Regions from separate parts of the Homo sapiens genome. Here region 1 is linked to region 2. A link is a contact called in ENCODE Hi-C or POLR2A ChIA-PET data. All regions are on one chromosome and are shown on one strand. The core of a region is the stretch at or near the end of the contact, and the rest is flanking DNA. Distances in the headings are between cores, read along the strand shown. Region 1 has its middle 150 kb from the start of DDHD1-DT. Region 2 overlaps LOC105370502 (a long non-coding RNA gene).

The links. Hi-C counts contacts between places; a loop is a spot of excess contacts on that map. ChIA-PET counts read pairs that join two places held with the same protein, here RNA polymerase II (POLR2A). Pooled maps may share reads with other maps.
Region 1: a loop to region 2 is called in a map of endothelial cell of umbilical vein, with 5 times the contacts of the local background. The contact joins two enhancer-like sites. A Hi-C loop is called at or near these places in 3 of 168 maps with a recorded cell type or tissue (B cell, PC-3 and endothelial cell of umbilical vein), 2 of 37 single-sample maps with no recorded cell type and 11 of 50 pooled maps. POLR2A ChIA-PET finds 5 or more read pairs at or near these places in 1 of 52 experiments (activated CD4-positive, alpha-beta T cell).

What each region holds. Positions count from the first base shown.
Region 1 is chr14:53,304,892-53,310,097 of GRCh38, reverse strand. No RefSeq gene overlaps it. Among named protein-coding and RNA genes, the nearest start is that of DDHD1-DT, 150 kb to the right of the region's middle. RefSeq lists an enhancer at 3,553-3,847. Within about 2 kb of position 3,482, at least 14 of the 41 ENCODE cell types and tissues checked have a DNase peak (open chromatin) inside an H3K27ac peak, as active enhancers do.
Region 2 is chr14:53,215,013-53,220,287 of GRCh38, reverse strand. All of the region lies in intron 5 of LOC105370502 (a long non-coding RNA gene), which reads right to left. Among named protein-coding and RNA genes, the nearest start is that of DDHD1-DT, 64 kb to the right of the region's middle. RefSeq lists a silencer at 2,378-2,797. Within about 2 kb of position 2,692, at least 21 of the 41 ENCODE cell types and tissues checked have a DNase peak (open chromatin) inside an H3K27ac peak, as active enhancers do.

The DNA of each region.
Region 1 (5,206 bases), core at 2,233-4,732, 89 kb before region 2:
ATATTGGTCTGTAGTTTTCCTTTTTTTGTTATGTCCTTTCCTGGTTTTGGTATTAGGGTGATGTATTGGTCTGTTTCCATGCTGCTGATAAAGACATACCTGAGACTGGGCAATTTACAAAATAAACAGGTTTAATGGACTACAGTTCCACATGGCTGGGTAGGCCTCACAATCATGGTGGAAGGCAAGGAGGAGCAAGTCATGTCTTAAATGGATGGCAGCAGGGAAAGAGAACTTGTGCAGGGAAACCTCTTTCCCATGTGAAAGACCTACCCCATGATTCAATTACTTCCCACCAGGTCCTCCCACAACACATGGGAATTCAAGATGAGATTTGGGTGGCAACACAGCCAAACCATATCATTTCACCCCTGGCCCCTCCCAAATCTCATGTCCTCACATTTCAAGACCAATGATGGCTTCCCAACAGTCCCCTAAAGTCTTAACTCATTTCAGCATTAACTCAAAAGTCCACAGTCAAAAGTCTCATCTGAGAAAAGGCAAGTCCCTTCCACCTATAAGCTTGTAAAATTAAAAGCATGTTAATTACTTCCTAGATACAACAGGGGTACAGGCATTGGGCAAATACAGCCATTCCAAGTGGGAAAGATTGACCAAAACAATGTTAACAGATGTTGGCACGGATGTGGTGAAAAGGCAACACTTTTATACTTCTGGTGGGTATGTAAACTGGTACAAACACTATCGAAAATAGTATGGGGATTCCTTAAAGAACTAAAAGTAGAACTACAATTTGATCCAGCAGTCCCACTACTGGGTATCTACCCAGAGGAAAATAAGTTATTATATGAAAAAACACACTTGCACACACGTTTATAGCAGCACAATTCTCAATTGCAAAAACATGAAAGCAACCAACAAGTGGATAAAGAAAATGTGAGATACATACATACACACACACACACACACACACACACACACACACCATGGAATACTACTGAGCCATAAAAAGGAATGAAATAATGGCATTTGTAGCAACCTGGATGGAGTTGGAGACCATTATTCTAAATGAAGTAACTCGGAAATGGAAAACCAAAAGTCACATGTTTTCATTTATAAGTGGAAGCTAAGCTATGAGGACCCAAACACCTAAGAATAAAATAATGGATTCTGGGGACTCAGGGTGAAGCGTGGGAGGGGGGTAAGGGATAAAAGACTACAAATAGGGTGCAGTGTACACTGCTCAGGTGTACCAAAATCTCAGAATCACCACTGAAGAACTTTTCCATGCAACCAAACACCACCTGTTCCCCAAAAAAAACTATTGAAATTAATTAAATAAATAAATAAATAAATACCTATAGAAGCCCTAAAAACTAAAAGGTTACAAGACTACTACTTCCCATATATACAATGTTAACACATAAAATCGGTATAAAGAAATTAATAAAGGTAATTTTTCTCAGAATGACCATTTTGATAAGTTTTTTCATATATCAAATTATTTCCAAAATATTTTTGGTACCACTGCTTGAGTACAGGCTTAATCTGCCTACTTGATAACCCAATATTATATATACAGGTAGGCAGATGAATGAAAAGAATGAAAAAAGAGGTAGATGAGAGATAGACATATAGATGAATAGGGGCTATATTTTAACTGCTCACATAATATTTCAAAGTCTATTTAAATGAAGATACGAGATTAATTAGAATGTTATCTATATTCCTCAAAAATGACTCTTCTTCTTGCAAAGGTAGATTATGGTATTCTAAAACTTAAAAGGACTACAGAAATCATCATGCCAACCACTTTCCAGATGAGGAAACTTAGGCTAAAAAGATAAAAGCCAGGATCACACAGTTGGTGAGTGCCAGAATGAAACCAGATCCTAAATGTCCTGCTATCTAGCAAAGCAGTTCTCTACAATACAATCCCACCTTCCTTGATAATACTAAGTTGCTTAGCAAACAAGATCTTCATAAATGTTGCAAGGATAAATTTCCTTTCAGTCTGCCCGAAGCAAATAACCACAATTTGCTTAGTATTAGTAAAACTCAGATCATCTAGGCATTGTCACCCCTTCAAGTTGCCCTCAGAGTGGGACAGTCAACTTGGAACAAAGTTTGACTTAACACAAGTTTCCCAGGTCTGAGAAATATGGCAAGAGGTGGGATTTATTGTTGTTGTTGCTTATCAAAACAGTGAGAAATGGCATGTTAATCAGCGAAGGACAAATTGTGGCTGTCATTTCCTTTTTCTCTAAAAGGTAAATATGTATAGACTGCAAATCATGTCCAGGAGAACTTATTTCTCACATCCCCATCCATCAGTTTGCTCTCAACTGCTCTCAACAAAGTGAGGAACCAGCTTTAAAATAGCTCTGAAATGGAAGGCTACTCTAGGTATGAAATATCCCATGGACCAAACCCAATAATCTCACTTCTCTTGAGTGCTCTCTTATTCTGACATCCAGCATGGTCACAAATAGCTTTTAAAACTGGACCAGGTACAGAAACCAGTCAAAGAAAATAAGAGGATAAAATTTGGAGAAGCCCGTCATGGATTTTAGCTTCCAAGCATATCACCAAAACTGTAATGTTCAACAACTTAAGCAGACATTCTCAGTGACTTCAGTTGACTTCAATGAATTCTGTTTCAGTCCATTTACCACAAAACAGTATGCCAAGGAAGGGACCCCACAGAGAGGAACTTCTCCTATCTAGTCATACCCTACCAACTCAGGTCTGAGGTCCTGATACTAAAAAGCTAAGTAACAAAGAAAATAATTTTTGTGCCTCTGAAGCCATTTTTCGAGGTGAGATGTTTCGCTCCTAGCCAAGCAAAGCTGCAGAATCTGTAGAATGTTGTCTTGCTCCCTCCTTGTCACCAGCCTGCCCTTTAACCCACCACTGAATGCCCTTTTTCTGCTCCAAGACAGCTATTGAATCACCACATTATACTCCCTGACCCTGCGGGGCCATGGTACAATATCAGAATGTCAAACTGGGTCTGAAAAGGGCTTTGTGTGGGATGAGACAAGACTCTAAGGATAGTAGAGCTGCTGAATCACTCAGGATCTGACCACAAATAGTGCTACGCTAAGCTTGCTGGGTAAAACTGCTGCCAGAAGCCCCTGTTAAATTTCTGGGCTAATTATGGAGGGTGGGAGGGTGACCTTGGAGGCAAGTTGTACTTAACACAGAGACCAGGAAGCCTAAGGGAAGAAACCCAAGTTGTACATCCTCATAAATACAATTTAAAATTCTCTAATTTAATAAAAGCATGCGATCCTACGACAAGGTAGTTTTCCTTAGGAGCAGGTGCACTGCAATTTTTTTTTTAATTTTCATATTAAATCTTCAGAGAGTTACACGGTAGATGGCAGCCTGGAAATACGCTGATGTATCCTGGCAGAATTTCAGACATAATGATTTTTTTTTCCTCTGTAAATCTTCCATCAGTGGGAAGGAAAGCCCTGCCAAAACTGAGAAACCCAAGCTGGAGGCAGCGAGGCTCCCACTCAGAGCACGGCGACATGCCAAGGCTTTCAAGGCCAAATCGGAAACAACCACGTTGAGTTCATTAAAACGACTGAATGATCAAAGTCATGCAAGCCTTCACAAAGGCAAAAATTAATCTGTTTAATACTTGGCTAAATTCTCAAGTGCTAAAGTAAATTTGAAACGAAATTCATCAAACTCCCCCTCTTCCTGTGGAAAAATCCTTTGAGTTCCTCAGAGTGCCCAGCAGATGGCAGAAGCGGTCTTTGTTTCAATCCATGGGCCTCAGCTACCGCGCCATGCCCAAAATTAACGGGAATAGGTACACCTGGGTATAGTTGTATATCTGAATGTGAAAATACACTTTCAGGATATCAGGAATTATATTCCAGTATGGCTAGGGTTATTCTCAGTTATCAATCTCGAGGGAGGAAACGTCCCCAGGAAGTGGTACCAAAAGATGACTCTTGCACATCAATGAAAAGGCCTGTGGAAGGACGACAGTCCAACTACTGGAACCCTGTTTTTATATCTCTCAGGAGCCTCCCACCATGCCCACCCCTCATCTCCCTCCCATTTCCTACTCCTTAAAGACTTGCATACACATTCCTGAGTCTTCAGCAACCTGTGTCCTCGCCACCCAGGTGAAGAAGCTGGGTATGTGCAGGATATTCCCTACTGCAACAATGCCTCCTCAGCCTGCCTCCTCTGCCCAGGTCAGCCTCCACAACCAGAGGTTCTGGGAATTAGGTTCCACTGTCCTGAGCATTATGAATATTGATTCCTGTTGGACAAACTGCAGCTAGTCTAGGATCTCAGATTCCTCCATTTCCCGGGAGGGCAACATATAAAATATTAATACATTTCATCATGAGAAACAAAACTCATTAAAACTACATACATATTCATGAAAATTCTTTCACTGTTTATTTCATGAAATGAAAACATTTTTTCCAACCAGATCAAGGGAGGGAAGAAAATGTTTTCTATAGGTCCAATTTTATACACTCTGGTATGAAATGAATCAATAGTAGCTAGGAGGAGAAAAATCAAAGATTTCCTTTTCAACAGCAATAAATCCAGTCAAATCCTATTTGGTATGGCACTTGCCATAGCTTGTAAAATCTGAAGTTGCTAAATTATGTATTTCAATAGTAATTCCTTACAAATTAATAGGAAGTGCTAAATTAGGACAAGTGGCCTCCAATTGGATCCAGATGCTCAATCCTAGACTAGGTAGAAAGTGTGAAAAATTAGGAACTGTACTGATTCTTTCTCTGAGTTTGTTGAAGGAGCCAAGTTCTTCCAGCATGGAATGTAAACACTTGGGAAGGTAGCCTAAGAGAAGCATGTGTTACGTGGCAGCCTGAGTCCCAGCTGTGTTTACACTGAGATTCCAAAATATCTGAGCCTGGAAGGACAGCTGTGGTGTAAGGAGGAACAGAGGAGCCTCCTGGGACAGAATGACCCCAAAGGGAAAGAGAGAAGCTGGTTCAAAACCAATGGGCCAGGGTTCAAGGGGTGGTGTGGTCATTAACAAAGCAGGGTGACCATCGCTCAGCTTATCCAGGAGACTCACATCCAAGTCCCAAGGGTGATGATGGAGAAAATGCTGAAACCTGTTGACATTATTGGCCCCCCTCATGCTGCTGGCTGTGTTGATGGTGGTGGAAACAATAAAAACAGCACTGGCCTTGGGCAGCCGTAGGGCTGACATCACCATCCTCAATCTTGGAGACTG
Region 2 (5,275 bases), core at 1,443-3,942:
TTACCTTGATCTGATCACTGTACATTATATGTATCAAAACATCACTGTGTACCCCATGAATATTAACGATTGTTACTTGTCAATTTGAAAAATGTGTAAAGAATGCAATAATGTTAAAAAATAGGCCGGGCACAGTGGCTAATGCCTGTAATCCCAGCAATTTGGAAGGCTGAGGCAGGCGGACCACCTGAGGTCAGGAGTTTGAGAACAGCCTGACCAACACGGAGAAACCCCATCTCTACTAAAAATACAAAAATTAGCTGGCTGTGGTGGTGCATGCCTGTAATCCCAGCTACTCGGGAGGCTGAGGCAGGAGAATCGCTTGAACCCAGGAGGCAGAGGTTGTGGTGAGCCGAGATTGCGCCATTGCACTCCATCCTGGGCAACAAGAGCAAAACTCCATCTCAAAAAATAGTAATAATAAAATTAAATAAAAAATTAAAAATAAATAAAAAGAGGAGCAATGGAACAAATATTTAGGGAAAGAGATGCTTTGAGCCCCAAATCACTCCAGGTGGATAGCACCCTAATCTTAATTTAAATGTTACTGCTTATAACAGAAGAGCTCATTCTAGCTAGGCATGGTGGCTCATGCCTGTAATCCCAGCACTTTGGGAGGATGAGGTGAGGGGATTTCTTGGGATCAGGAGTTCAATACCAGCCTGGGCAACATAGCGAGAGCATGTCTTTGAAAAAAAAATTTTTTTAATTAGCCAGGCATGGTGGCACTTACCTGTAGTCCCAGCTACTCAGGAGGCTGAGGTGGGACGATTACTTGAGCCCAGGAGGTCAAAGCTGCAGTAAGCCATAATTGCACCACTGCACTCCAGCCTGGGCGACATAGTGAGACCCAGTCTCAAAAACAAAACAAAGCAATACAAAAAAAAAACCTCACCCTGCCTTTTGATTAAAGGGATAAAGTGAGGAAAGAAGTGGGTTTTTTTATTTGCTACGTACAGAAGGATTCAATTCAGATCAGTTCAATTTAACAAATATTTGTTGAGCCCTACTCTATATCAGACATTATTAGGTACAGAAGATATGAATAAAATGTCTGTCTTCAGGAAGTTCAAAGTCTGCAGAGAAAGACTAGTAAACCAAAATTTTATGAGACCATAATGAAACACTATTACACATCCACCAGAATGTCTACAATTTAAAACTCACACAATACCAAATATTGATGAAGATATGAAGCAACAGATTTTTGGTGGGAGTGTAAATGGTATAATCATTTTGGGGAAAAGTACAGCAGTTTTTTTAAAAACAAAAACTAAATGTAAATATTCTATGACCCAAAAATATCAGTCATATAATTGAGTGTGTGCGTGTGTGTATCAACAAAAAGACCTTCACAGGAATATTCATAGTAGCTTTGTTCACAATAGCCAGAAACTGGAAACAGCCCAGGTGTGCTTCAACTGAAGAATGGATTTTTAGAATTTAGTATATCTATACAATGGAATATTACTTGGTAATTTAAAGACTTTTAAAAAATAATGACCCTGCCAGATGAGGTGGCTCACGCCTATAATCCTAGCACTCTGGGAGGCCGAGGCGGGCAGATCACCTGAGGTCAGGAGTTCGAGACTAGCCTGTCCAACATAGTGAAACCCTGTCTCTACTAAAAATACAAAAATTAGCTGGCGTGATGGCACACGCCTGTCGTCCCAGCTACTAAGGCAGGAGAATCACTTGAACCCAGGAGGCGGAGGTTGCAGTGAGCCAAGATCGTGCCACCACACTCCAGCCTGGGCAACAGAGTGAGAATCTGTCACAAAATAATAATAATAATAATAATAACCCTGTCTCTACTGAAAAACATAAAAAATTAGCCAGAGGTCGTGATGCATACCAGCAGTGCTAGCTACTTGAAAGGCTGAGGCAGGAGAATTCCTTGAGCTCAGGAGCTCAAGTCTGCAGTGAGCTATGACTGCACCACTGCCCCCCAGCCTGGGTGACAGAGTGAGATCCTGAATCTAAAAGCAAACAAAAAAAAATTACTGATACATACAACCTATGTATCTCAAAAACATTATGCTGAGTAAAAGAAGTCTTACATGAAAGAGTACAGTTCAATGGATATAAAGTTCTATAACAGGCAAAACTAGTTGGAAGAAAATCAGAATAGTCATTGCCTCTAAAGGAGATTATTTCCTGGGAAGGGGCTTGGGTACACTTTTCGGGGTGGGGGTAATGTTCTATATCTTGATAGGTGTGTAGGTTACTCACATGTATTGAGAGGTGACAACATGCTAGCAGCCCTCACTGGCTCTCGGCGCCTCCTCAGCCTTGGCGTCCACTCTGGCCATGCTCAAGGAGCCCTTCAGCCCGCCACTGCGCTATGGGGGCCCCTCTCTGTGCTGGCTGAGGCTGAAGCCAGCTCCCTCTGCTTGTGGAGAGGTGTGGCGGGAGAGGCGGGGGCGGGAACCAGGGCTGAACGCGGCTAGTTCCGGGTGGGCGCAGGCTCCGAGGTCCCGCACTGAGAGCAGCCCGCCGGCACCGCCGGCCCGGGCAGTGAGGGGTTTAGCACCCGGGCCAGCAGCTGCGGAGGGTGCGCCGGGTCCCCCAGCACTGCTGGCCTGCCCCCGCGGAGCTTGAATTCTTGCTGGGCCTCAGCCGCCTCCCCGTGTGGCAGGGCTGGGGACCTGCAGCCAGCCATGCCCAAGCCCCGCCCCGGGCTCCCGCCAGCCCGACCCTACCCGACCGGCGCCGCCCCCTGCTCCTAGGCGCCCGGTCCCATCCACTGCCCAAGGACTGAGGGGTGTGGGCGTGCCTGCGCGGGACTGGCAGGCAGCTCTGCTAGCGTGTCCCCAGCACAGGATTCACTAGGGGAAGCCAGCTGGGCTCCTGAGTCAGTTGGGGACTTGAGAGAACTTTTATGTCTAGGGGAGGATTGTATATGCACCAATCAGCACTCTGTGTCTAGTGGGAGAGGGGGGGTTGTAGATGCACCAATCAGCACTCTGTATCTAGCTAATCTGGTGGGGACTTGGAGAACTTTTGTGTCTAACTAAAGGATTGTAAGTGCACCAATCAGTGCTCTGTGTCCAGCTCAAGATTTGTAAACGCACCAATCAGCACTCTGTATCTAGCTAATCTGGTGGGGACTTAGAGAACTTTTATGTCTAGCTGAAGGATTTTAAATATACCAATCAGCACTCTGTGTCTAGCTCAAGGTTTGTAAAAGCACCAATCAGCACTCTGTGTCTAGCTCAAGGTTTGTAAACACACCAATCAGTGCTCTGTGTCTGGCTAATCTAGTGGGGCCTTGGAGAACTTTTACATCTAGCTAGAGGATTGTAAATACACCAATCAGCAATGTGTGTCTAGCTCAGGGATTGTAAACGCACCAATCAGCTCTCTGTAAAACGGACCGATCAGCTCTCTGTAAAACTGACCAATCAGCAGGATGTGGATGGGGCCAGATAAGGGAATAAAAGCAGGCTGCCCCAGCCAGCAGTGGCAACCCGCTCAGGTCCCCTTCCACACTGTGGAAGCTTTGTTCTTTCACTCTTTGCAATAAATCTTGCTGCTTCTCACGCTTTGGGTCCACACTGCCTTTATGAGCTGTAACACTCACTGCAAAGGTCTGCAGCTTCACTCCTGAGGCCAGCAAGACCACGCGCCCACTGGGAGGAATGAACAACTCCAGACGGGAGGAATGAACAACTCCAGACGCACTGCCTTAAGCACTGTAACACTCACCACGGAGGTCTGCAGCTTCACTCCTGAAGCCAGTGAGACCACGAACCCACCAGAAGGAAGAAACTCCGAACACGTCCGAACATCAGAAGGAACAAACTCCAGACACACCATCTTTAAGAACTGTAACACTCACCGCGAGGGTCCGCGGATTCATTCTGGAAGTCAGTGAGACCAAGAACCCACCAATTTTGGACACAGTATGATTTAGTGAATCTCATGGTACACTTAAGATCACCACTGCACCCCAGCCTGGGCGACAGAGTGAGACCCTGAATCTTAAAAAAAAAAAAAAAAAAAAAATGTACTGATACATACAACCTATGTATCTCAAAAACATTACGCTGAGTAAAAGAAGTCTTACATGAAAGAGAATATACTGTACAGTTCAATTTATATAAAGTTCTATAACAGGCAAAACTAGTTGGAAGAAAATTGGAATAGTCACTGCCTCTAGAAGAGAAGACTTCCTGGAAAGGGGCTTGAGTACAGTTTTCAGGGTCAGGGTCATATTCTATATCTTGATAGGTGTGTAGGTTACTCACATGTATGATTTAGTGAATCTCATGGTACACTTAAGATTTGTGCATTTCACATTTCATTGTACATAAATTTAACATGAAATTTTAAAATAAGAATTACAAACAAATATAGAACTCTATATGTTATGTAGGAACTCTGAGTGATATGTATTCTGAGTTATTTGGAAAAAAGTATATCGATATCTGCAACTTACTTTGAAAAGCATTTTTCTAAAAACGTGGATTGATGGATAGAGAGAGAGATGTGACAAAGTAAGCACAATAAAACATTAATTGTGTGATCACTGCAAAATTCTTTCAACTTTTCTGCTTGAAAATTTTCCTCATAAAATGTTGAAGAAAATTATATGCAAGTGTAAAGATGTGTAAGGCTCAGAGGTACAGAGAAGGCAATTCACTCTAGCTTTGGAGGAAAGTGGGGAGATGTCAGAGACAATGTCAATGAAATGGTGATGTCTGAGTTGTGTTCTGAATGAACAAGCTTTCACCAGGCAGTCAAATAAGTTGGTGAATAAGATGTTTTGGTAGCTACAAGTAGTCTCATCTTGATGGACATGGGTATATAGATAAGAGTTACCAGAGATGGACATAACGTTATAAGCAGAGGTCAAATTATAGAGTTGTCTGTGCCATTCTAAAGTTTTGTCTTATCAGTGATGGAGGGTTATTGTAAAATAGGCTATGGTGTGGTCTGCTTTGCGCTTTAGAAAGATCATGCTGAAAACAGTATGAAAGAGAAACTTTCAACCACAAGCCTGGAGGAGGAAAAACCAGGATGAAGACCATTGCAATAGACCAGATAAGGGGTATTAGTGGACTGATTTAGGGCAGTGGAAGTGCAAGTGATGAGAACACATTGGACTTGAAAACTGTTTAAGAGCTAAGGTTGACAGGAGATAAAATTGACAAAGCTAGTGATTGAGTGTACATGTGAAGTGAGAGAAAAAGGAAGAGTTGAGGATGATTCTCAAGGTTCTGAGTAAACAATGACAGAATCTAAAGGTGGGGGGCAAGTTTTAGGTGAGTAA